Regions from separate parts of the Mus musculus genome. Here regions 1 and 3 are each linked to region 2. A link is a loop called in an ENCODE intact Hi-C map of the cell type or tissue named here. Cell type or tissue: gastrocnemius. All regions are shown on one strand.

Evidence for each region. Peaks named below come from ENCODE experiments on the same cell type or tissue, not always from the same donor. Only the 100,000 strongest peaks of a DNase experiment are listed, where the experiment ranks them.
Region 1: it touches region 2 in a loop (8-fold over the local background); 26 of 42 quality-filtered maps call a loop at or near these places.
Region 3: a loop joins it to region 2, with 7 times the contacts of the local background. A loop is called at or near these places in 12 of 42 quality-filtered maps.

Annotation. Positions count from the first base shown.
Region 1 is chr1:23,499,144-23,507,143 of GRCm38, forward strand. No RefSeq gene overlaps it. Among named protein-coding and RNA genes, the nearest start is that of Gm28822, 71 kb to the right of the region's middle. In gastrocnemius, no CTCF peak of the experiment used is centred here; no DNase peak of the experiment used is centred here.
Region 2 is chr1:23,320,373-23,328,372 of GRCm38, forward strand. No RefSeq gene overlaps it. Among named protein-coding and RNA genes, the nearest start is that of Mir30c-2, 33 kb to the left of the region's middle. In gastrocnemius, a CTCF peak has its summit at 4,037 (motif pointing right); DNase peaks (open chromatin) are centred at 418, 1,115 and 1,387; H3K4me3 peaks cover 1,392 bases; H3K27ac peaks cover 1,481 bases.
Region 3 is chr1:23,788,479-23,796,478 of GRCm38, forward strand. The region is part of intron 1 of B3gat2 (beta-1,3-glucuronyltransferase 2 (glucuronosyltransferase S)); the gene reads left to right. Among named protein-coding and RNA genes, the nearest start is that of B3gat2, 31 kb to the left of the region's middle. In gastrocnemius, a CTCF peak has its summit at 4,467 (motif pointing left); a DNase peak (open chromatin) is centred at 4,469.

The DNA of each region.
Region 1 (8,000 bases), 180 kb after region 2:
CACAGAGTTCTCCATGCTAATGAGGTGTCTAGATGGGCCCTGAAGATTTAGCCAATAAGTTTCCCTTCTTGGGCATTCCTTCCTGCAAAAGATCTTTAATCTCTGGTCCACGCTGAGTAAGTGGTATGCATTCATTTTTTTCACTATAAATAAACAGTTTGGACAAGCAAGGACTGTTTCTCTCATCAAGAACCATTGTGGGATGAAGCCTTCATCATACAGAGCTGTGCTGCCTAAGTCTCTAGAAGAAGGTCCTTCACCTTTGAGCTAAGCGGGATTCTCCCTCCCCTCCCCCCATCCCCCAGCCCCCTGGCTCTGTTCCTGACTCCTAGTGGATCCCAGCAGCATCTGTGTGTCCCGGAATTTGGAAAGCCCAGCTTTGGCCCCAGCCTGTGTCATTTCTCACCCGGGCTGGGGCCCCTATCTTAGGCTGTGTTCTGCCACACCTGAGCCGATATCTTCCATGAACCGGGCAACTCTGGCTGCAGAGATGGAATGTAGCCTAGCACCTCCAGCAATGAAGCAAAACAGGGATCCATGTTTCTCCATTAATCCAAAAGGATAATTTAATTAGATATATCAACTTTATTTGGCAGTTATTTACTTTAAAGACTTTCAACATAGTGTTACATGTTTTCCTGTCTTTTAAAGTTTCTGCTGAAAGGACTGATACAATGACAGTAAATTTGCCCTTGAAAATAGCTTGGTTCCTTCTTCTAACTTTTGATGTTTTATTTGTTTGTTTTATATTCTTGACATTTGAACATGTAAAAATTAGAAAAGAACCAAATATTATCAACATCATGAACATCAAAATCTCTAATATAAAGAAGAAAAAAAGGCCCAGGTGCCAGCTCCAGGGCACCTTGGTTGCAGACAGTCCCAAGGTCCCCAGAGGACTGACTCTCCACACTGCAAATGCCCTGGCATGCCCAGGATCTTGGGATCACTGGTGAGTAGAACACAACATCTGTTCCAAAAAAATCGTGGGGGGCCCGTGACAGCAGGAGCAAGGACACAGGAGCCCTGCATGACCAGCGGCTTCATTTCTGGTCGGTGCTGGTATACCTTGGTTTCAAACACACCAGACAGCCCCACGGACCCCAGAGGAGACACCACTTCTAGGCACTGTAACACGCCCAGGATCTTAGGATGCCAGGATACCAGGAGCTTGGTCACACCAGGATATCAGGGTCTCAGAGGAAGCTTGACTGCCAATACCTCTGACACACCCTGAATCTCAGGTTCACAGGATCCCGAATCACAGGATCACAGATAAAGCTAGACTCTGAAGAGTTCAGAATCAACCAGGATTACAGGAAGGACAGGCTCCAATCAGATATATTTAGGGCAACAAGCATTTGAAATAATCAGATGGCAGAAACCAAGCATAAGAACAGAAGCAACAGAAACCAAGGTTACTTGGCATCATCAGAATCAAACTCTTCCACCTTAGCAAGTCCTGGATACACCATCACAGCAGAAAAGCAAGATAAGGATCTAAAGCCACTTCTTATGATAATGATGGAGGACTTTAAGAAGGAAATAAATAGCTCCTTTAAAGAAATACAGGAAAATGCATCCAGTCAGGTGAAAGAATTGAATAAAACCATCCAGGATCTAAAAATGGAAGTAGAAACAGAAAAGAAATCAGAAAGGGAGACCGCTCTGAAAATAGAAAACCTAGAAAAATGTCAGGAGTCAAGGATGCAAGCATAACTAACAGAATACAAGAGATAGAAGAGAGAATCTCAGGTGCAGAAAACACCATAGAAAACATTGACACAACTATCAAAGAAAATGCAAAGTGCAAAAGTTCCTAACCCAAAACATCCAGGAAATCCAGGACATAATGAGAAAACCAAACCTAAGGATAATAGGTATAGACAAAAAGGAAGATTTCCAACTTTAAGGGCCAGTAAATATCTTCAACAAAATTATAGAAAAAAAAAAAAACTTCTCCAACTTAAATAAAGAGATGCTCATGAACATACAAAAAGCCTACAGAACTCCCAATAGTTTGGAGCAGAAAATAAATTCCTCCCATACATAATAATCAAAATACTTAATGCACAAAACAAAGAAAGAATATTAAAAGCAGTAAGGGAAAAATGTCAAGTAACATATAAAGTTAGACCAATAAGAATTACACCTGACATCTCCCCCAGAGACTATAGAAGCCAGAAGATCCTGGGCAGATGTCATACAGACCCTAAAAGAACACAAATGCCAGCCCAGGCTCCTATACCCAACAAAACTCCAACTTACTATAGATGGAGAAACTAAGGTATTCCATGACAAGACCAGATTCACACAATATCTTTCTACAAATCCAGCCCTTTAAAAAGGTTAATACAGGGAAAACTTCAACACAATGAGGAAAACTAAGCTCAAGAAAAAGCAAGAGAGTAATCTTTCAACAAACCTAGAGAAGATAGCAACATGAACAAAATTCCAACTCTAGCAACAAAAATAATAAGAAGCAACAACGAGTTTTCCTTAATATCTCTTAATATCAATGGGCTCAATTCCCCAATAAAAAGACATAGACTAACAGACTGGTTAAGTAAACAGAACCCAACTTTTTGCTGCATACAGGAAACTGACCCAGGGACAAATACAGAGACTACCTTAGAGAAAAAGGCTGGATAACAATTTTCCAAGCAAATGGTCCCAAGAACCAAGCTGGAATAGCCATTCTAATATCGAATAAAATTGACTTTCAACTTAAAGTTCTCAAAAAAGATAAGGAGGGACACTTCTTACTTATCAAAGGTAAAATTTACCAAGATGAAATCTCAATTCTGAAATCTATGCTCCAAATGCAAGGGCATTCACATTCATTAAAGAAACTTTGCTAAAATTCGAAGCACACATTACACCTGACACAATAATAGTGGGAGACTTCAACATCCACTCTCATCAATGGACAGATCCTGGAAAAAGAAACTAAACAGAGACACAGTGAAACTAACAGAAGTTATGAAACAAATGGATTTAAAAGATATCTATAGAACATTTCATCCTAAAACAAAAGGATATGCCTTCTTCTCAGCACATCATAACTGACCATATAATCGGTCAGCAAACAGGCCTTAGCAGATACAAAAATATTGAAATAATCCCATCCACCCTATCAGATTGTCATGGACTAAGACTGATCTTAAATAACAACATAAATAATAGAAAACCCACACACAAGTGGAAGCTGAACAACACTCTACTCAATGATACCTTGGTCAAGGAAGAGATAAAGAAAGAAATTAAAGACATTTTAGAGTTTAATGAAAATGAAGTCACAACATACCCAAACTTATGAGACACAATGAAGGCAGTCCTAAGAGGGAAACTCATAGCACTGAGTGCCTCCAAAAAGAAAGTAGAGAGAGCACACACTAACAGCTGACAGCACACCTAAAAGCTCTAGAACAAAAGGAGGCAAATTCACCCAAGAGGAGTAGAGGGCAGGAAACAATCTAACTCAGGGCTGAATTTAACCAAGAGGAAACAAAAGAGAACAATACAAAGAATCAACCAAACCAGGAGCTGGTTCTTTCAGAAAGTCAACAAGATAGATAAGCCCCTAGCCAGACTAACTAGACGTCACAGGGACAGTATCCTAATTAACAAAATCAGAAATGAAAAGGGAGATATAACAACAGAATCTGAGGAAATCCAAAAATCATCAGATCCTACTACAAAGCCTATACTCAACAAAACTGGAAAACCTGGATGAAATGGACAATTTTCTAGACAGATACCAGGTACCAAGGTTAAATCAGGATCAGACTAACGATCAAAACAGTCTCATATCCCCTAAAGAAATAGAAACAGTCATTAATAGTCTCCCAACCAAAAAAGCCCAGGACCAGGTGAGTTTAGTGCAGAGTTCTATCAGACCTTCAAAGAAGACCTAATTTCAATTCTCCTCTAACTATTTCACAAAATAGAAACAGAAGGTACTCTACCTAAGTCATTCTATGAAGCCACAATTACTCTGATACCTAAATGACACAAAGACCCAACAAAGAAAGAGAACTTCAGAACAATTTCCCTTATGGATATCAATGCAAAAATACTCAATAAAATTCTCGCAAACTGAATCCAAGAACACATCAAAATGATCATCCATCATGATCAAGTAGGCTTCATCCCAGGGATGCAAGGATGGTTTAATATATGGAAATCCATCAACTTAATCCATTATATAAACAAACTCAAAGACAAAAACCACATGATCATCTTGTTAGATGCTGAGAAAGCACTTGACAAAGTCCAACACCACTTCATGATAAAAGTCTTGGAAAGATCAGGAATTCAAGGCCCATACCTAAACATAATAAAAGCAATATACAGCAAACCAGTAGCCAATATCAAACTAAATGGTGAAAAACTGGAAGCAATCCCACTAAAATCAGAGACTAGACAAGGCTGCCCACTTTTTCCCTACATATTCAATATAGTACTTGAAGTCTAGCCAGAGCAATTAAAGAACAAAAGGAGATCAAAGCAATACAAATTGGAAAGGAAGTAGTCACAATATCACTATTTGCAGATGATATGATAGTATATATAAGTGACCCCAAAAATTCCACCAGAGAACTCCTAAACCTGATAAACAGCTTCAGTGAAGTAGCTGGATATAAAATTAACTCAAACAAGTCAATGGCCTTTCTCTACATAAAGGATAAACAGGCTGAGAAAGAAATTAGGGAAACAACACCTTTCAAAATAGTAACAAATAGTATAAAATACCTTGGTGTGACTCAAACTAAGGAAGTGAAATATCTATATGACAAGAATTTCAAGTCTCTGAAGAAATAAATCAATGAAGATCTCAGAAGATGGAAAGATCTCCCATGCTCATGGATTGGCAGAATCAATATAGTCAAAATGGCTATCTTGCCAAAAGCAATCTACAGATTCAATGTAATCCCCATCAAAATTCTAACTCAATTCTTCACAGAGTTAGAAAGGGCAATTTGCAAATTCATCTGGAATAACAAAAAACCTAGGATAGCAAAAACTATTCTCAACAATAAAAGAACCTCTGATGGAATCACCATGCCTGACCTCAAGCTGTACTACAGAGCAATTGTGATAAAAACTGCATGGTACTGGTACAGAGACAGACAGATAGATCAATGGAATAGAATTGAAGACCCAGAAATGAACCCACACACCTATGGTCACTTGATCTTTGACAAGAGAGCTAAAACCATCCAGTGGAAAGAAGACAGCATCTTCAACAAATGGTGCTGGCTCAACTGGCTATGAACATGTAGAAGAATGCAAATTGATCCATTCTTATCTCCTTGCACAATCTCAAGTCTAAGTGGATCAAAGAACTCCACATAAAACCAGAGACACTGAAACTTATAGAGGAGAAAGTGGGGAAAGCCTCAAAGATATGGGCACAGGGGAAAAAATTCCTGAACAGAACACCAATGTTTTATGCTGTAAGATCAGGAATCAACAAATGGGACCTCATAAAATTGCAAAGCTTCTGTAAGGCAAAGGACATTGTCAATAAGACCAAAAGGAAACCAACAGATTGAGAAAAGATATTTACCAATCCTAAATCTGATAGGGGGCTAATATCAAAGAACTCAGGAAGCTGGACTCAAAAAACTAAATAACCCTATTTAAAAAATGGGGTACAGAGCTAAACAAAGAATTCTCAACTGAGGAATACTGAATGGCTGAGAAGCACTTTAAAAAAATCTTCAACATCCTTAATCATCAGGGAAATGCAAATCAAAGCAACCGTGAGATTCCACCTCACACCAGTCAGAATGGCTAAGTTAAAAAACTCAGGTGACAGCAGATGCTGGCAAGGATGTGGAGAAAGAGGAACACACCTTCATTGCTGCTGGGACTGCAAGCTGGTACAACCAATCTGGAAATAAGTTTGGCGGTTCCTCAGAAAATTGGACATAGTTCTACTGGAATATCCAGCAATACTATTCCTGAGCATATACCCAGAAGATGCTCCAACATGTAATAAGAACACATGCTCCTCTATATTCATAGCAGCCTTATTTATAATAGCCAGAAGCTGGAAATATGCCAGATGTCCCTAAACAGGAATTGATACAGAAAATGTGGTACATTTACACAATGGAGTACTATGCAGCAGCTATTAAAAACAATGAATTTATGAAATTCTTAGACAAATGGATGGATCTGGAGGATATCATCTTGAATGAGGTAACCCTATTACAAAAAGAACACACATGATACGCACTCACTGATAAGTGGATATTAGCCCAGAAGCTCAGAATCCTCTTTAGAAGGGGGAACAAAATACCCATGTCTCTGTAACTTACAGAGACAAATTTCAGAGCAGAGCCTGAAGGAAAAAGAATCCACAGACTGCCTCACTTGGGGATCCATCCCATAAACAACCACCAAACCCAAATTCTAGGCAGATGCCAACAAGAGCCTGCTGACAGGAGCCTGATATAGTTTTCTCCTGAGAGGCTCTGTCAGTGCCTGCCAAATACAGAAGTGGATGCTTACAATCATCCATTGGATGGAGCACTAGGTCCCCAATGAAGGAGCTACAGAAAGTACCCGGGGAGCTGAAGGGGTCTGAAACCCCATAGGAGGAACATCAATATAAATTAACCAGTACCCCCAGAGCTCCTTGGAACTATACCACCAATCAAAGAAAACACATGGTGGAACTTGTGACTCTAGCTGTATATGTAGCAGAGGTTGGCCTAGTAGGTCATCAATGGGAGGAGAGGCCCTTGGTCCTGTGAATGCTCTATGCCCCACTATAGGGAAATGCCAGCACCAGGAATGGGAGTGGGTGAGTTAGGGAGCAGGGGGAGGGTGGAGGGGGTAAGGGATTTTTTTGGGGGGGAACTAGGAAATGGGATCACATTTGAAATGTAAATAATGAAAATATCTAATAAAAAAACTTTTCAATTATTCTAGTTTGGAAACTGAAAAAAAAAAGATAAGGCTTAAAGTATCTCAATGTGGAGTTGGAGAGGTGGTAATTAAAAGTACTTGCTCTTGCAGAGGACTCAGGTTCAGTTTCTAGTACCCACTTGGAAGCTCGCATTAGCTACAATTCCAGTTCTAGGGAATCCAACAACCTCTTCTTTGCATGGGTTCACGCACGCATATGGTACACATACATACACTCAGATGCAATAAATAATACACACACACACACACACACACCAACCAGGAAATTTTTAAAAAGCAACAAAAGCTCAAGGGTTATAGATAGTTCTTGAGAATAACACTAAATATAAATACTCTTTATTTTTAAATTAGAAGAAGCAGAGTAGCCAACTGGATTAAAATGCAAAACCCAACTACTGGATGCCTATAGGAAACAAATCTTAGCTGAGCAGTGAGATGGCTCACAGGGTAAGCTTGATAATTCAAATTCAATCTCTAGGATCTACACAGTTGATAAAAAGAGACAACACACACACTATCTCTCTCTGTCTCTCTGTCTCTCTGTGTCTCTGTCTCTCTATGTCTCTGTCTCTGTCTCTCTCTCTGTGTCTCTCTCTGTCTCTCTCTGTGTCTCTGTCTCTGTCTCTCTGTATCTCTGTCTCTCTGTGTCTCTCTGTCTCTGTCTCTCTGTGTCTCTCTGTATCTCTGTCTCTCTGTGTCTGTGTCTGTGTCTGTCTCTGTCTCTCTCTCACACACACAGAAATAACATGCAAATAAGTATACAAACTCACTGACAAAAAGACCAAAAATAAGTAGTGAAAAATGATATTCTAAGAAAATAAAACCAAAAATCAACCTGGGGTAGCTAGAAGAGATAAAGATGGCCTCTGCATCCTAACAAAGGGATAATCCTTCGGGAAGACATTAAAAGCATTCAATCAATGCGTAAAAGATTGTAGCCAAGTTGTATGATACAAACACTTCTGAAAGGAAAAGAACAGGCATGCCAGACAAAACAACAGTGAGATGGTCCAATATTCCACTATCATTAGAAATAGAATATTTAGACCAAAAGCTGA
Region 2 (8,000 bases):
GCTCCTTTCTCTGTGATAACTCCAGCTGTGTCAAGTTGACACAAAACTAGCCAGTACAGTTACCCATCTTGGAGAAAACACCCAATGTGGATCACTGGAAAGTTCAAGATGATCTGTGCTGTGGATGTGCTGAGACTTGCCTTCCAAGTTGAAAACAGAGCTGAAATACTGTTCTCGATTGCTTTTTGTGGCTGTGATAAACAGTGACCAAAATCAGCTTTGGAAGGGCAGAGTTGATTTCAACTTAGACTTCCAGGTCACATTCTATTACTGAGGGAAGTCAGGGCAGAAACTGGGGTCGAACTGAAAGAGAAACTGTAGAGAGATGACCCTTACTGACTGGCTTTCTGGCTCATGCTCAGCTTTCTGACACAGCACAGTCTCTTCAGTCTAGGATGGTGCCAACCACAGTGGGCAGGCCTTTCTATATCAATCGCCAAGCCATCGCTCATGGGCATGGGCCAATCTGATCCAGACAGTTCTTTGACTGATATTCCCTCCTCCCAGGCGACTAGGTTGTGTCACAATAAAAACGAAACAGGACAAGGAAATGTATCCGAAAAACTGTGTTACAGTAAATTACCCTTGTGTGATGACATCTCAGCTATCCACCTGATGTTTTGATTACCAATGGCTTTGAGTGAGGACTATAGATTAGATCAGTAGCAAGAACAGCATGTCCTGGTCTCTGAGCAACCTACCTGTAAGGGAGTTACCCAGATTTACAGCCACACAAGGCCTGTGGCCTTGATGCCTTTCCGTGGGGCTAAACTCTGATCCAGATGGATTGAACTATGGAACAAAAGCCCAAAGCAGTCACCCAGCAGCTAGGTGGCCAGCGCTTCATCCCCTGGAGAAGAGTCAGCGGGGCAGAAGAGAGGACCTAAAAGCATTTCCCCTGGGCTTGGGAGGATCGGGCGTCAAGGGTGAATTTTGAGTTCTGCGGTTTTGCTATGTGTGAACTCCCTGCTCTCTGGAAGACACCTTCCTGCTGCTTCTGTGCACTGCTAAGCCATCCCCTCTTGCCTGTGAACTGTCATGGCTGCTTCTGCGGCGTAACTGGCACAAGGAAAGAGGCTCCTGTGACCACATTATAAGATGAAGGCTCTCTGACAGCAGGCTTGTCAGATGCTCTTTGTCACTAGCGGTTCAAATGGGTTTGCTTTCCGGTTTCCTGGATACGTTGGAAACAGAGACTCAGAAAGCCAAGGAGGGGGAGGCAGGTTTCCTTCTCTTCTCTGACCCTAAGCTGCCTCTTACGGTACTTTCAAGTGGCGTATGAAAGAAAGAGATTAAAAGCAAAGGGTGCAAAAGACAAATAGACAGACGCTGTTTCTATTGTCAACTTCTGAAGTTCCAGGAACAGACTGAAAGTTCAGGCTAGGTCTATGAAAATATTCACAGATGCCAAAAAGGCCAGCAGCCAAGACTCGTCTCTTTGTGGACGAACTAAAAAGCTCCCAACAGCTAGAGGGAAAAAAAAAATTTTTTTAAGGCTTGGCAATGATGCGAGTCCTATGAAAAAGAGTGAGAAAGAGAAAATGCCCCCGAATTAATTAGATTTATGACCTTCTCAAGACTATTTTCTCCCAATCCCGGACCTTTAAGTGTTAGCTGGCTGAAATGTAACGACCAGGAAATATTGATTCACTCCCCACAAGGTGCTGCTAGTACAGTGTAGAGCAAAGAAATCTGAGATAACTCGGGATCCTTTAGAAAGGGAGCTAATATTACTGGTAAATAATAATAATAACAATAAACTTTACAATAAACCAATGTGGAACCTTGTAAAACTATTTCAAGTTATTCAGAATGTCAATCACATGACATACTTTTGAAACTTTTTTTGAGATTGTAATATAATTACATTATTTCCCCTTCTTCCCTCCAAAATATTTACCCTCACTTCCTTCTTTAAAATTCATGACCTTTTTCATTCATTGTTGTATACATACATACATACATATCCCTATATGTATATGCATATATGCATATATGCATGTTCCTAAATGTGTAAGAGCAGCCTGCTCAGTCTGTAGTGTTACGTGTGCATATGGTTTGGAATTGGAGAGACAGTTGGTGCGCTGGTGTGCTCGTCCCTGGGAAGACTCTATCTCCCATTCTCACAGTCCTCACCTTTCTGTAGTTTTTGAACCACATGACATTGTAAAAAAATTTTTTCAATACGTTTAATGAATTGTATTGAGAAAATCTTAATTGGCCCTTCACAATTTGTCTTCAGAAATTTAAATTGGAAACACCTGGGTTTTTTTTTTCATTTTTTAAAAAATAAATTAAGTAGCATGGGAAGAAAACAGGTCATAATAAGGTGAATTGAAACCAATGGTAAAAGCTGAAAGTGTTTGCAAACACCGTAGTGTGCATTTGGAAAATAAAATACACGGTTGAAAATCACTAAGGCAAATAGTTGAGTTTTATTTAGTGACCAAATTATAAGACATGTAAATACCGTGAAGAATTTGAGTTAGAAGTTTCCTTTATCATGAATATCCAGTTTATTAGAAATAAGTTTATTGCTTTTATTTCTCTTTTTTTTCCAAGTTTGACAAAATTTCTTGTAATTTTAGTGAAGGCATTCAGCTCAGTCGTCTCTCTCCTCATCTTGACCTCAGGTTAATTTGTGATTTGAGTCAAGTAAAGACTATGTAGGAGAGCTGTTATTTCTATAAACAGGAAAACGGACAAGTATGCACTTCCATTGTTTTATGTAGAGCTTATTAAACAAACTAAAAGGTATTGAACAAAGTTTTAGGACTATCGGTAGGCTGCTTCTTGGAAGTCATTACACACACACACACACACACACACACACACACACACACACAAAATGCCCAGGAAATAATCACCTCCAATAAAACTCACTGAAGCTGCCTCCAAATTTAACATTGTAATTTTCAAGGAAATTTCATCATTTCTTTTGTCTGTGACTATTAAAGATGCAGTTAGCTGTCACATCGAAAAATCCCGTATATAATCCCCAAGTACAAACACCCCGCAGTGCACACATCTGAGAGAATATGTAACAAGAGACGCATAATGGGAGCGAAGTTGTGAGCAGTTCCACTCCCAACTTCCGCATAACCTCAGTGGGCTGGCTCCCCAGCGCAGCGCTGAGGAGACCGGATACTGGACTGGGAAAACAATGTCGCTGGAATATTGACTGAAAGTAATTTGAATAGAATTAAGATGAATCTTTTCCTAAAGCCACTTCATTCTCTTTTGGGTTGTTTGCATCGCTGTCAGCAGGTACAGATGCCTGGCTCTTTCAAAAAAGAATCCTTATGTGAAGTATTGAGTGGTAGAACTATCCCCAGTCTCTTTAATGGCGCTCATCTCCATTGGGGATTCTGCAAAGGACACTGTTTGCTACCAAAGTAAATCAGTATTTCGAACGTTTCTTTTGGTTTTTAATTCTAGTTCCTATAAACATTTCCACCATAACTTGAGGCAAATTATACGGAAGCTGTTTCTTTTTTTCTTTTTTGATTTTTTGTTTTTCGAGACAGGGTTTCTCTGTATAGCCCTGGCTATCCTGGAACTCACTCTGTAGACCAGGCTGGCCTCGAACTCAGAAATTCGCCTGCCTCTGCCTCCCAATTGCTGGGATTAAAGGCGTGCGCCACCACGCCCGGCTGCTTCTCTTAAAGTACAAACCACCCCAAAAATATCAGTGTGCCTACTGCTGTAAGTATTTCGCTGGCTTTTATTTTTAAAAGGTTTAAATATCCATCCACCCACCCCAAGATGGTATAACATTACATAAAGACAGATGAGGCAATGCGTGTTCTGTGACCTTTGAAGCATTTAAGTTACTGACATATTAGACCCAATTTGAATTGAATTCACAAGGTTTCTTATTTGTACAACTCCATGGCTTATTTTAAGTATATAGATACTGGCTGGTGGTTTCAAAAGCACATTTTGATGACTGAAACAGGACAGGAATGCTTCTTCAAACATATTTTCGTTATTGCTTTTATTTCTAAAGAGCATCTAAAATGTTACCAGATATTCGGCTGTAATGACCGAAAATAAACAGTAGAGGGCACTTTGGTTCTCTAAGAAAATAAATTGTTCCAAAATCTTTTGTAAATCGGCAAAATAACGGATGCAGTTTGGACTACATGAGAAGCTTAAACAAAAATGTAAAAATAAAATAAAATAAAATAAAATAAAATAAAATAAAATAAAATAAAATAAAATAAAATAAAATAAAATAAAATAAAATAAAATAAAATAAAAATCTCTGCTTGCTGTGAACAAAGCAAAGCTGTCTTGGGTTAACTGAAGCATCTTTGTTTAGTCAGCCTATAAGGAAAAAGACTGCCCTGCAGAAGAAAAATCAAAACCATTCTGTGGGCTACAAATTGAGGCTCCATCATATCGAGAATATTTCATTTAAGCAAATAAACAAAAAAACTCACATTCAGTTTGAAATGGCCTGACATACTAAATGTTTCTGACTTAAATCAGTAGTCGTTGCTTTGTCTTGCTTTAATAAAATGCTAGGCAAAAAACAACTTGTGAGTGGAAGGTTTTATTTGGCTTGTAGTTTGTGACCTACCGTCAGGGCAAACCAAGGCTGTAGCTCCAGACGAGAGCTGGAAGCAGAAGCCGCTGGATGCTTACTGCCCTGCTCCTCTGGTTTGTTGGGCTACCTTTATGATACAGCCTTGTCCCACCTACCTAGGAATGCCAACTCGCATAACAGACTGAGACATTCTATACCACTAGGAAGCAATCAAGGAAATGTCCCACAGGCCAATCCAATAGAACCGATAATCCAATAGAATAGATTCCCTCCTTGTAAGTGTACCTACATTTTCATGAAGTTGACAAAAACGCACCAAAACATTCACCTTATCTAGGCTTTCTAGACATAAAGCGAATGTTCTCACTGCCTAAGAAGTAGTGGTAAGTGACAGTGTATGCTTCTTCTATATTGGTTGACACTCCTAACAGTTGGCCTATGGATTATGCAATATTTAGTTTCCTCTAGAATCGTCTTTATTACCATCCTTGTCATTCTGCTCATAAGTCATTTTGTGGCACAACGGCTTCCTTGTGCTACGTACAAATTTATCCTAGTTTTATATATACACAAGGAACACTAAATGGACTCCTGAGGTTGTGTTTATATATTTATGCATATATGTAACGATAATAATTAAAGAAAAATAAGGCCATGAATTTGTGGGGGAGAGGGAGCAAAGAGGAGACACAGGGAAGGCCAGAAAGACAAGAGGGAAGTTGAAATGATGTAATTGTATTTTAACTTAAAACTTAAAGTTGAAAATGAAAATGTGAGAGAGAACACGCCAAGTAAGGTAATAGACAATTAAATCTAAGTTATATTAGTCCTTGTGCTAATGACCTTGAGAAAATCATTTATAATTTCCTGGACCTTAGTTTTAACATTCATAAATGAATTTCTGTATTTATTAGGAACTCTGCGATAGTGTCATCCGCTCTTACTCTGAATAGTTTTCGAGCAAATTCCATGACTTATGTCCTAGTTGTTAGCAGATTTATCAAGAATCTGATTCAAGCAGGTTGAAAGATCCACTTGAATTTTGATAAACAGATACGGAGCTAATGCTAAAATGTACATCTTACTCAATATGAGCATCCACCACAGGAGGCCTGAGGACCTTCAGAAACCAATCAGTATACGCCACACACCCCGTGTCAAGAATATCTGGCAGAGGTTAAAATCATACAATGACTACATATCTCGAGGCAGATTACAGAGAGTCTGCATGATACTCTTGAGCCAAAGTGAGCAATAAGTTGTAAAATGGAAAAGAACACTTCAAAACCAATGAAAGCTTGTTCTACAATTCTGGGAACATTCTACCCATTTCCACCTGAGACAGGAGGTACAGCAACCTTGCACTTACACTCATGTGAAGTACTTCAATGGACTAAGGAGCTGCGCTCGCGCGCGCGCGCGCACACACACACACACACACACACACACACACACACACCTGAGTTCAGTGGTGACTGTTCCATCTATTTCCATTATATTCCTTAGGGGGAAAATGATCTATCACTCATGATATTACCCAAGGCAGGTCCCATCTGGAGATGCCTTATCACTGCTAGTAGCGAAACTAAAACAGCAAACAAGCAAAAGGTCTGGACATGGAGATTTATGGAGGATTTGCTAAAAATAAAAAAGAAATGTTCATATTCATAGATTATTTTCTAACATGTTTGTGCACATCTTACATTGTAATGTATTTAACAATCTTATTGATCTCTAAAAAAGGTAAGAGATAATTAAATGATATAGGTGAGATAGAACCATGTTTTTTCTTATAAAGACTTTGGCTACAGGACTCCAATACCAGAGCCAGAAATAAAGCAAGATCAATGAAATTGTGGACAATGAACTTCAGCATTAGTTTCTTGAGTCTACACAGACATTAGTATTTACCCAATGTAGGAGCTGAAGTTGACATCCCAACTCCATAGAACTCAGCAGGCTTGTTTTGTTAAACACTTCACTATCCAGCCACATTCTACCCTCCTGTCTACTATCTGCTTTATGTCCATGATCAATAGGCAGCTGAGCATTGCACAAATCTTAGTGTCTGGGTCATGTAGTATACCCTGAAACAAAAAGCCTTTTGACATCACTCTACCTGGGAAACCCTCCCTAGCCCTAACCCTTAGCCTCTAAACCACCTTCTCCGCTTTCACTCACCTCCTGCAAACCAGGGAAACCACTGCTCCCTTTGGACCATGTGTCTAATGTTCACCATAGCGCACACAGGTGAATTAAGTTCCTATGCTTCTTGCCCATGGCACTGCTTTCCTAGAAGAGACCACTCGGACTCCCTTTACTCCTCAGCCCCTACCGCAATGTCAGCATACAGAAACAGATCAACATCTCCAAGATATAAGATACAATTTGCTAAACACATGAAACTCAAGAAGAACGAAGACCAAAGTGTGGACACTTTGCCCCTTCTTAGAATTGGAAACAAAACACCCATGGAAGGAGTTACAGATACACAGTTTGGAGCTGAGACGAAAGGATGGACCATCTAGAGACTGCCATATCCGGGGATTCATCCCATAATCAGCCTCCAAACACTGACACCACTGCATATACTAGCAAGATTTTGCTGAAAGGACCCTGATATAGCTGTCTCTTGTGAGGCTATGCCGGGGCCTAGCAAACACAGAAGTGGATGCTCACAGTCAGCTATTGGATGGATCACAGGGTCCCCAATGGAGGAGCTAGAGAAAGTAACCAAGGAGCTAAAGGGATCTGCAACCCTATAGGTGGAACAACAATATGAACTAACCAGTACCCCCAGAGCTTGTGTCTCTAGCTGCATATGTATCAGAAGATGGCCTAGTTGGCCATCAGTGGAAAGAGAGGCCCATTGGTCATGCAAACTTTATATGCCTCAGTACAGGGGAAGGCCAGGGCCAAGAAGTGGGAGTGGGTGGGTGGGGGAGTCGTGGGGGAGGGTATAGGGGACTTTGGTATAGCATTGGAAATGTAAATGAAATAAATACCTAATTTAAAAAAAAAAAGAATGCAAAGATGGGATTTTAGCTGACAGGCTATCGTGATAGTCCAGTCTTCCTAATTCAGAAGGTGGAACTAAGGAGGGGTGAAAATTTAAAATCATTAATCTACAATAGGTTCAATTATATGAGTGGCTAATTGTAGGACAGAGAGATAATAAGAACTGGATGATGACTATAGCCATATTTTCCAGTTAAAAAGGCAGAATAGAAAGGCTATCACAAACATGAAAAGAACAGAAGTAAAAAGAGCATGAATTTGGCTTCAGGCTTTTAAACATGATAGGCAGAGGATATCCATTAGCAGAAGGTTAGCAGATAGTTGTTTATTCAGAGCTGAAGCCCGCAAAAAGGCTGCAGACTTTAAGGGCACAGACGTGGAAAGCACACACTGGAGGATCTTGAAGAGATACTGAGAAGTCTAGCAACGA
Region 3 (8,000 bases), 470 kb after region 2:
TATAAAGTTTGCGTGTCCAATGGGCCTCTCTTTCCAGTGATGGCCGACTAGGCCATCTTTTGACATATATGCAGCTAGAGTCAAGAGCTCCAGGGTACTGGTTAGTTCATATTGTTGTTCCACCTATAGGGTTGCAGATCCCTTTTGCTCCTTGGGTACTTTCTCTAGCTCCTCTATTGGGAGCCCTGGGATCCATCCAATAGCTGACTGTGAGCATCCACTTCTGTGTTTGCTAGGCCCCGGCATGTCAATATTTTTTATTAAACATTTTTAAAGGGTTTCAAGCCAGTGAGATGGTTCACCAGGTAAAAAGTGTTTACTGTCTAAACCTGACGGCCTGAGTTAATACCTGGAGCCAGTACTGAAAGAAAAAAACTCAACTCCTAAATGTCATGTGATCACCATATATACCCCATGGCACATTCATGCCTTCGAGCACACACACATACACACACACACACATACATGCACACACACTACAATTATATGATAAATATGGTTGTTGTTATATAAGAGCTGAGTATCATATCTGTAACCCCAGAGCTGCAGAGGGACAGAGGCAGCGGGATCGCTAGGGTTCATTGGCCAGCCACCCTAGCCCTGTCAAGGAGCTCCTAATTCAATGACAGACTTCAACTTAAAATATAAGGTGGAGAATAATGAGGGATGATAGCTGTTGCCCTCCATTGACCTTCAACTTCCACAAGTGAGTGCTCACTCAACCTGCTTGCTTACTCCCTCCACCAGAAAAGGGCTTCCCTGTTGTGCTGGCAACAGGTCCCAGTAGCTAAGCAGAGTGCTACTGATGCTGGCAAATAATGCTAATTACAAGGGCCACAAAAAGTTGTTTATGCACCAGGAGCCAGTGCTTTGCATAGTCTACCTCTTTTAATCCTCTAAACAATCTCAGAGGTGCCATGACATCACACCCAAAGGCCCAGTGACCCGTGCCTTGGAGGCCCTTGGTCACTTGCCTCAGACCACTCCCTAGAAGAAGTGAGGAGCTGAGAATTGAATACTGGTGGTCACATTCACATGCAAGGTTTCTCACATGGTTTTTGTCTTTATTATCTAATTTGTTGGTATTCTTTATTTTTCTTTGTTTTTAGTTTAATTTGCTTTTCAATTTTTAGGTTTTTTTAAATATCTTTTTTCTTTTGTTTTTAAGATTGTTTTTTATTTTTTATTATATATATACATATATGTACATATGTATCATATATATGTGTGTGTGTGTGTGTGTGTGTGTGTGTGTGTATTTTATAGGCACATTTCAGCAGCATTACACACTATTTAAGTTTTAAATCTACTTTTAAAAAATAGAATATGATGTGTTATAATGATGTCTTTGCACAGACATAGCATGTGCATGGCTAATATTCTCTCCTAAAATTACCCTGTATTTCTCTCTCTCTCTTTTATTTGCCCTCAAAATAGTTCCTTCTAATTTTATGTCTTTTATGTATATATTTTAATATCTCCATTCTACAAATGAAAGAAAATCCTCATAGATATCATTTGGTTTTTGGACTCTGGCTTGGATCTCATAATACCTGCAGTCGCATCCATTTTCCTTCAGATGACAAAATTTTGTCCACTTTATAACTGAATAAAATATATGATATATCATATATCACATATATAATACATGTAGTATGTATAATATGTATATATCCCATATAAAAACATGTGTGTTTTCTAAAGGAAGTTAGCAACAGAAAGATTATACCTCAATATAGTGGAAGCTTCATGCAGCAGACTTATAATCATCATTGAGATTTATAAACATTTCTATTTATATAAAGCACACTTTCCTTATCCACTCATCTTTTGATGGACATCTGGCTTGATGGAACATCTTGTGAATGCTGGTGTGATGGACATGGATGGGAAGGTTCTGTGGGATACAGATTTATGGTCCCCGGGGTGCATACTCAAGAGTGGTACAAGTAGATCACATGGCGTTTATCTTCTTTTTCCATATGTGTTCTTTCATCCAACTTTATATATGCATTACATGTGTGCAGTACCCATGGAGGCCAGAAAATGTCATCAGACCACACATTGATCCATGTTCCCACCGGCAGTGTGACTGCCACAGTGCACACAGTGATCCATGTTCCCACCAGCAGTGTGACTGCCACAGTGCACACAGTGGTCCATGTTCCCACCGGCAGTGTGACTGCCACAGTGCACACAGTGGTCCATGTTCCCACCGGCAGTGTGACTGCCACAGTGCACACAGTGGTCCATGTTCCCACCAGCAGTGTGTGTGATTCCTTTCCTGCACTTCTTTGCCATCATTTGCTGTCCTTTGCCTTGATGACAGCCACTCTGGTGGAAACTCAATGTAGTTTTAATTTGCATTTCCCTGGTGGCTAATGACAGTGACTTTCCTATACTTTTGCCCACTTGTATGCTGTCTTCTGAAACCTGCTTGTTCCATTTATTTGTCCATTTGATGACTGGATCTTTTTTTAAGCACCATATAGAGCAAGACTGCAGATGGTAGACACTGCTGTCTCATTCCTAATGTTGGAGTAAGTCCTTTCAGTTTTCACTAATGTCCTATAATGTATAATATAATAATAATAGTAACCATGTATAATGTAGGTTATAAGTCCATTACATGAAGTCTCCATTGTGTTGAGGTATAGTCTTTATGGTTTAACTAACTCCCTTTAGGAATTTTATGATGAAGAGATATTGAACTGTATTAGAGGCCTTTTCTGCACTTGCTAAGAAAATATGCTTTCTGGCCCTGGCCATTTATATGCTGTTTTTTAATTGGATTCTTGCATGCCTAGAATGGAATCAATTTGATTGTGGTAAGTGACCTGTACGATTTTCTTGTGTCTTTGTCTGGTTTTAGTATCGGGATAAAGCTGGCTTATTCAACGAGCTCCTTAGCACTCCTTCTCTTTCTGTTTGATTGAGAAGTTTGAAGTGCATTGATGGTATTTCTTCTTTAGAGGCACTGTGGAAATCAATGGCTTGTTCTTGTCCTTAGCTTTCCCTTGCTAAAGACCCTATTCAGCATCCTTGCTCATTATATAGATCTTGATTTAATTTTGATAGATCACGTGTGGCTGGAAAATTTTATATATATATATATATATGTATATATGTATGTATGTATATATATATATATATATAGTTATAAACACATACAATTTCTAGAATTTTGAGTGGCTTGTAAAGGGTTTTTAAGTATTCTCTAATGTTTCTCTATATTTTACTTGTATCTATTGTATTTTTCTTCCATTCACCTGCTTGCTTGTGTCTCTCTGAAATCATCAATCATTTTGACTCCTAAGCTTTTGAGTTCTATTTCTGGCATTAAGTATCTTTGGTTTCAGTTGCTGAGTAGTTGTTGGTTTTTGGAGGAGTCACATCACATTGTCTGTTCGTGTCTCTTATATTTCAATGTTGCAATTGGTTCATGTGTTGGATGTTTCTCCTAGTTTTATATGTCTCTTAGTTGAGGTTTTACTGCTATGAACAGACACCAGAACTAAGGCAAGTCTTATAAAGGAATACATTTAGTTGGGGCTGGCTTGCAGGTTCAGAGGTTCAGTCCATTATCATCAAGGTGGGAACATGGCAGCTTCCAGTCAGGCATGGTGCAGGTGCAGCTGAGAGTTCTACATCTTCATCTGAAGGCTGCTAACAGAATACTGACTTCCAGGCAGCCAGGATGAGGTTCTTAAAGCCCACTCCCACAGTGACACGCCTACTCCAACAAGGCCACACCTACTCCAATGGGGCCACACCTACTAATAGTGCCACTCCCTGGGCTGAGCATATATAAACATCAAAATATGGGAATCTTCTGCTAATTAGCCTCTTTTTCTTGAGGGCTCAATCTTCAGTAATACTCACAGAGGGGAAAGGTCATAAGAGCAATGTCACCAAGCCCAACCTGAGATAGAAATATATTAAATCTATTAAAATTGGAGATTACTTTCATCATCAGTGACCTTAAAATAAAATAAAAATAATAATGTTATAAATGAAAGTATAATTTAGAGTAAAAACTAAAATAATGACTGCAATAAATGAATGGGAAGACAGACACAAAATTAAATTTTTAAAAATTAAATTGAAAAATATTTGAAATTGAGAGAACGAATGGCCAAAGGTGGCATAAATCTGATTGCACAATAAAAATGAAATATATTAAAAAATGGTTACAGATGAATAATAGGAAACAAAATAAAAGCTTTTTAAAAAATAAATTTAAAAGCACACTAAGCATACAATAAAACAAACATAAAGGATAAATAAGAAATTTAAGGGGAATGTATGGATCAGTTCTTTCTGGGTCCTCTAAAACTGAAGTTTGCTGGGCAGAGGGAACAACGGGTTTGGAGTTTCTTGTTTTTCCCACTGTTGAGGCTGGTCCATCTGGATCAGTTGTCCCCTGAGACTACAGGCCCCTTAAGAACCTCCTTCTTGTGCACCAGCACCCTCTGCTGGCCAGCCAGGGACTTGCTCGCTCTGGAGACTTCCCCTATTGTGAACTTCATTGTCAACTTCATGTGATTGGTTTTGAGTTGCCCAGGAGACACACCTCTGGGCATGTCATTGAGGGTACTTCCAGATGTGCTTAACTTAGGGGACAAAATCCTGAGTGTGGGTGACCCGACTGCGTTGTGAGAGGCCGTCCAATGGACCCACACTCTCCAGCTGAGTCAAATAAACCCTTCCTCCTCCCTGAAGTTGCTTTTAGTCAGATATTTGATCATGATATTGAGAACCATACCGATAGAACCTGTTAACCTGAAAGTCTGAGTGTCTCTCAAGTGTGATTACAGGAAGGGGAGGAAACAGCCCCCATCCCCATGGGTTCGCGGTCCTGCCCAGTACTGAGCTCGCTGTGGTGTGGGGAAGACATGGAGGCGGAGTTCTACCTTAACTGAGCTTCAGAATTTTCTGTCCTGCTGAAGACCATGTGGCAGAGAGGCAGCTCCAGATCCTGTAGCCAACCAGAGCACGCCTCCAGGCCCTCCATCTCCCCAGGTGATACAGTTTGCTCCTTGCCATATAAGGCAGAGCCACCAAACCACCTTGCTGCTTACAACCAGAGTCCCCCTTAAGGCTGGATTTCTCAACATGTCCATGTCCCACCTTCTCCCTCTCCACAGACATTTTGTGGGGCCATCTTCCACCCAGAGACTATATCAGGCTACCCCCAGGTTGTCTAACTTGTTAGTTGTCCTTGTTTTTAGGATTCCAGAGAAGTTCATAAAGTTCCCCGTCAAGATGTCCGCGGGATAAAGCTCGCTGAGGTGTGGAACGCGATGAGAAGGATTGCTTCTCCTAAACTGACTTGGACATAGGAGGCATGAAGTCACACTGAAGCCCCCAACTGGGCTTATCTGAGGCTTTTTCCAGTACCTCAGACTCCCAATTCTCTTTGTACTGGGGTCTCCTGGCTTGCTGTGTGGGCGTGGCATTAGCTTTCTTTCTTTCAAAAGGGAACTGGTGTTAGTGGGTAGGCTGCTTCCGGTTTCTATAGCTGGCTTTTGCTTCACAAGGCTCTTCAGTTTGTCTAGTCACATCTTTCGTTGTGGGAGTCACATCCTTCCCTTTGGGAATAGTCTATCATAGTTATCTTGATTCTTCTCATTCATGATGCCACCCAAAGGCAGCTTCTGATGTGCCATTATGCACACACACACACACACACACACTATGTGTGTGTATACATATATGTTCACATATGTACATTAGAAATATATTCATATATCATATATACTACATATATACATTACCAATGTGTCTATACACTATAATGCTGTCTCCATATTTCTCTCTTCAAAATAGCCTTTCATTTCTTCTAAGTTACTCATACAGGTTTTCTTAATTTTACTAAGTAACTCAAAGTTTGTTAACATCTAAACAATGATGTGTTTGCTCTTGCTTTTGCTCTGCAGCTGATCTGTGGTGTGTGAGTCCTAGCTACTTGTACTCAGTTGAATATCATATTTGAGCTATATCCCAGCATGCTATGTGTTCTACGTACACTTAGAGGAACATACACTGTGTATCTTTAGATGCAGTGTTCTGTGTATGTGAGGCTGAGTGATGCTCAGATGTTCCATTATCCCTCCTGGTTTGTTTCCTCTATCAAGACAAAATGAATAGTCACGTTCTGACTGCGGGCATTAATTCTTCCTCCTTTTATGGCTCCAGTTCGTGCTTTCAAGTTCTTTGAATCTATGTTCTGGGTGCACATACATTCAGACTCGGTACTTCTGCCTGATGGATTGACCTTCTTTCTCATTATAAAGTATCAGTGATTTTCTTGTGATCTCTGTTTTGAAAGCTCCTTTGGTGATACATTGTATTAATATAGCCATAATAGCTTTCACCTGCTTGCTTGTCTGTTACTGCTTTTCTCATCCGTCTGCCTCTACCGCTCTCCTTTCTGATACTCAGAGGTGTCGGCTGTAAATAGTACATAGTTAGTTCTTGTTTCTTTATCCAGTTTGCTTTTCTAATTCTCTCCTCCCAATTAAGAAGGAAATAATCTGTAAGCTTATTTCAATAAACCCTGCTGGGAAGCTCAGATAGAGTAAACAGCCCCAGCATTCTCTGGTTGATAATTGGACTTTCTGCCTTGGATTTTCTTTCGACACCTATTTATATATATTGCCCAAATACAGATGCATCCTTCTAGCATTATAATGTAACTTTTAAAAATAAGATTTACTTTTAATTTATGTATGTGTGTGGTAAGCATGTATGCTTGTGGACAGGTAGCCACAGGACACCAGAAGAAGGTGTCAGATCTCCTGGTGTAGGAGTTACAGATAGCTGTGAGCCCTCTGGTATGGTGATTGTGACCCAAACTCAGGTCCTCTGGAGGAGCAGTCCACACTCTTAACCACTGAGCAATCCTTCCAGCCTTTGAAATAGCTTTTGACTAAAGCCCTAATAACTCTATGTATCACTTTAGAAAAGACTTTACTAACCTAATCTATGTCTGTCACCTTAGAGACCCTTCCCATGATAAATCTTTTATTAATTTGTTATGTAATCTGAAGACATTTTCTACCAGGATAAACCCAAGTACGTGTTTTCTTTCTTTCTGATTGCCAGTCTAGAGATGGAGAGTGTCATTCTTTCTAGTTCTGCCTGCTATAACTCTCTTCTAGGCAAGCACTGTCCCTTGTTCTGTACTTATATTTATCCTTATTCTTGGGTATCTATCCTGATTCATACACACCCTAACGAAACATACAGTGCTTTATATGCAGTGATTTAAAGGCAAATAATGCCATAATGGGCTCTTCCTATTTTTCCATGCTATGCCCTGTTTTGAAAGTCTGTTTATGTGGCTCTCTAGTGTGCTGCTTTTAACAGTGAAAGATCTCTCTCCCTCTCTCTCTTTCTCTCTCCTCTCTCCTCTCTCCTCCCTCTCTCCTTCCTCTCTCCTCTCTCCTCTCTCTCTCCTCTCTCCTCTCTCCTCCCTCTCTCCTTTCTCTCTCCTCTCTCCTCTCTCTTCTCTCCTCTCTCCTCTCTCCTTCCTCTCTCTACTCTCCTCTCTCCTCTCTCCTCCCTCTCTCCTCCCTCTCTCCTCCCTCTCTCCTCTCTCTCTCCTCTCTCCTCTTCTCTCTCTCTCTCTCTCTCTTTCTCTCTCTCTCTCTCTCTCTCTCTCTCTCTCTCTCTTCTCAAATTGGACCACCCATTTATTTGGGAAATTAGAATTTACCACAAGGTGCCTCTCTGTCTGTCTTCAATACCACAGTACTCTAGTGGCTTACTAATCTGTGGGAAAAAATTAAACTCCAGTCCTGCTGTTCAAAGACCTGACTTAGTAAATGGTCACTGCAATGGGAAGCTGCCTCTTCCTTGTGAATCAGGTACAAGAGAAAGACCTTCAGCTCCCAGGGTGCCCTCCCTGGGGACCGTGCCTGCCACCCCTGCCCTCGACCTTGCAGCAACGCATCCATTTTTAAATGAGTTGAGCTGATTTTTGTAAATTCATGGCA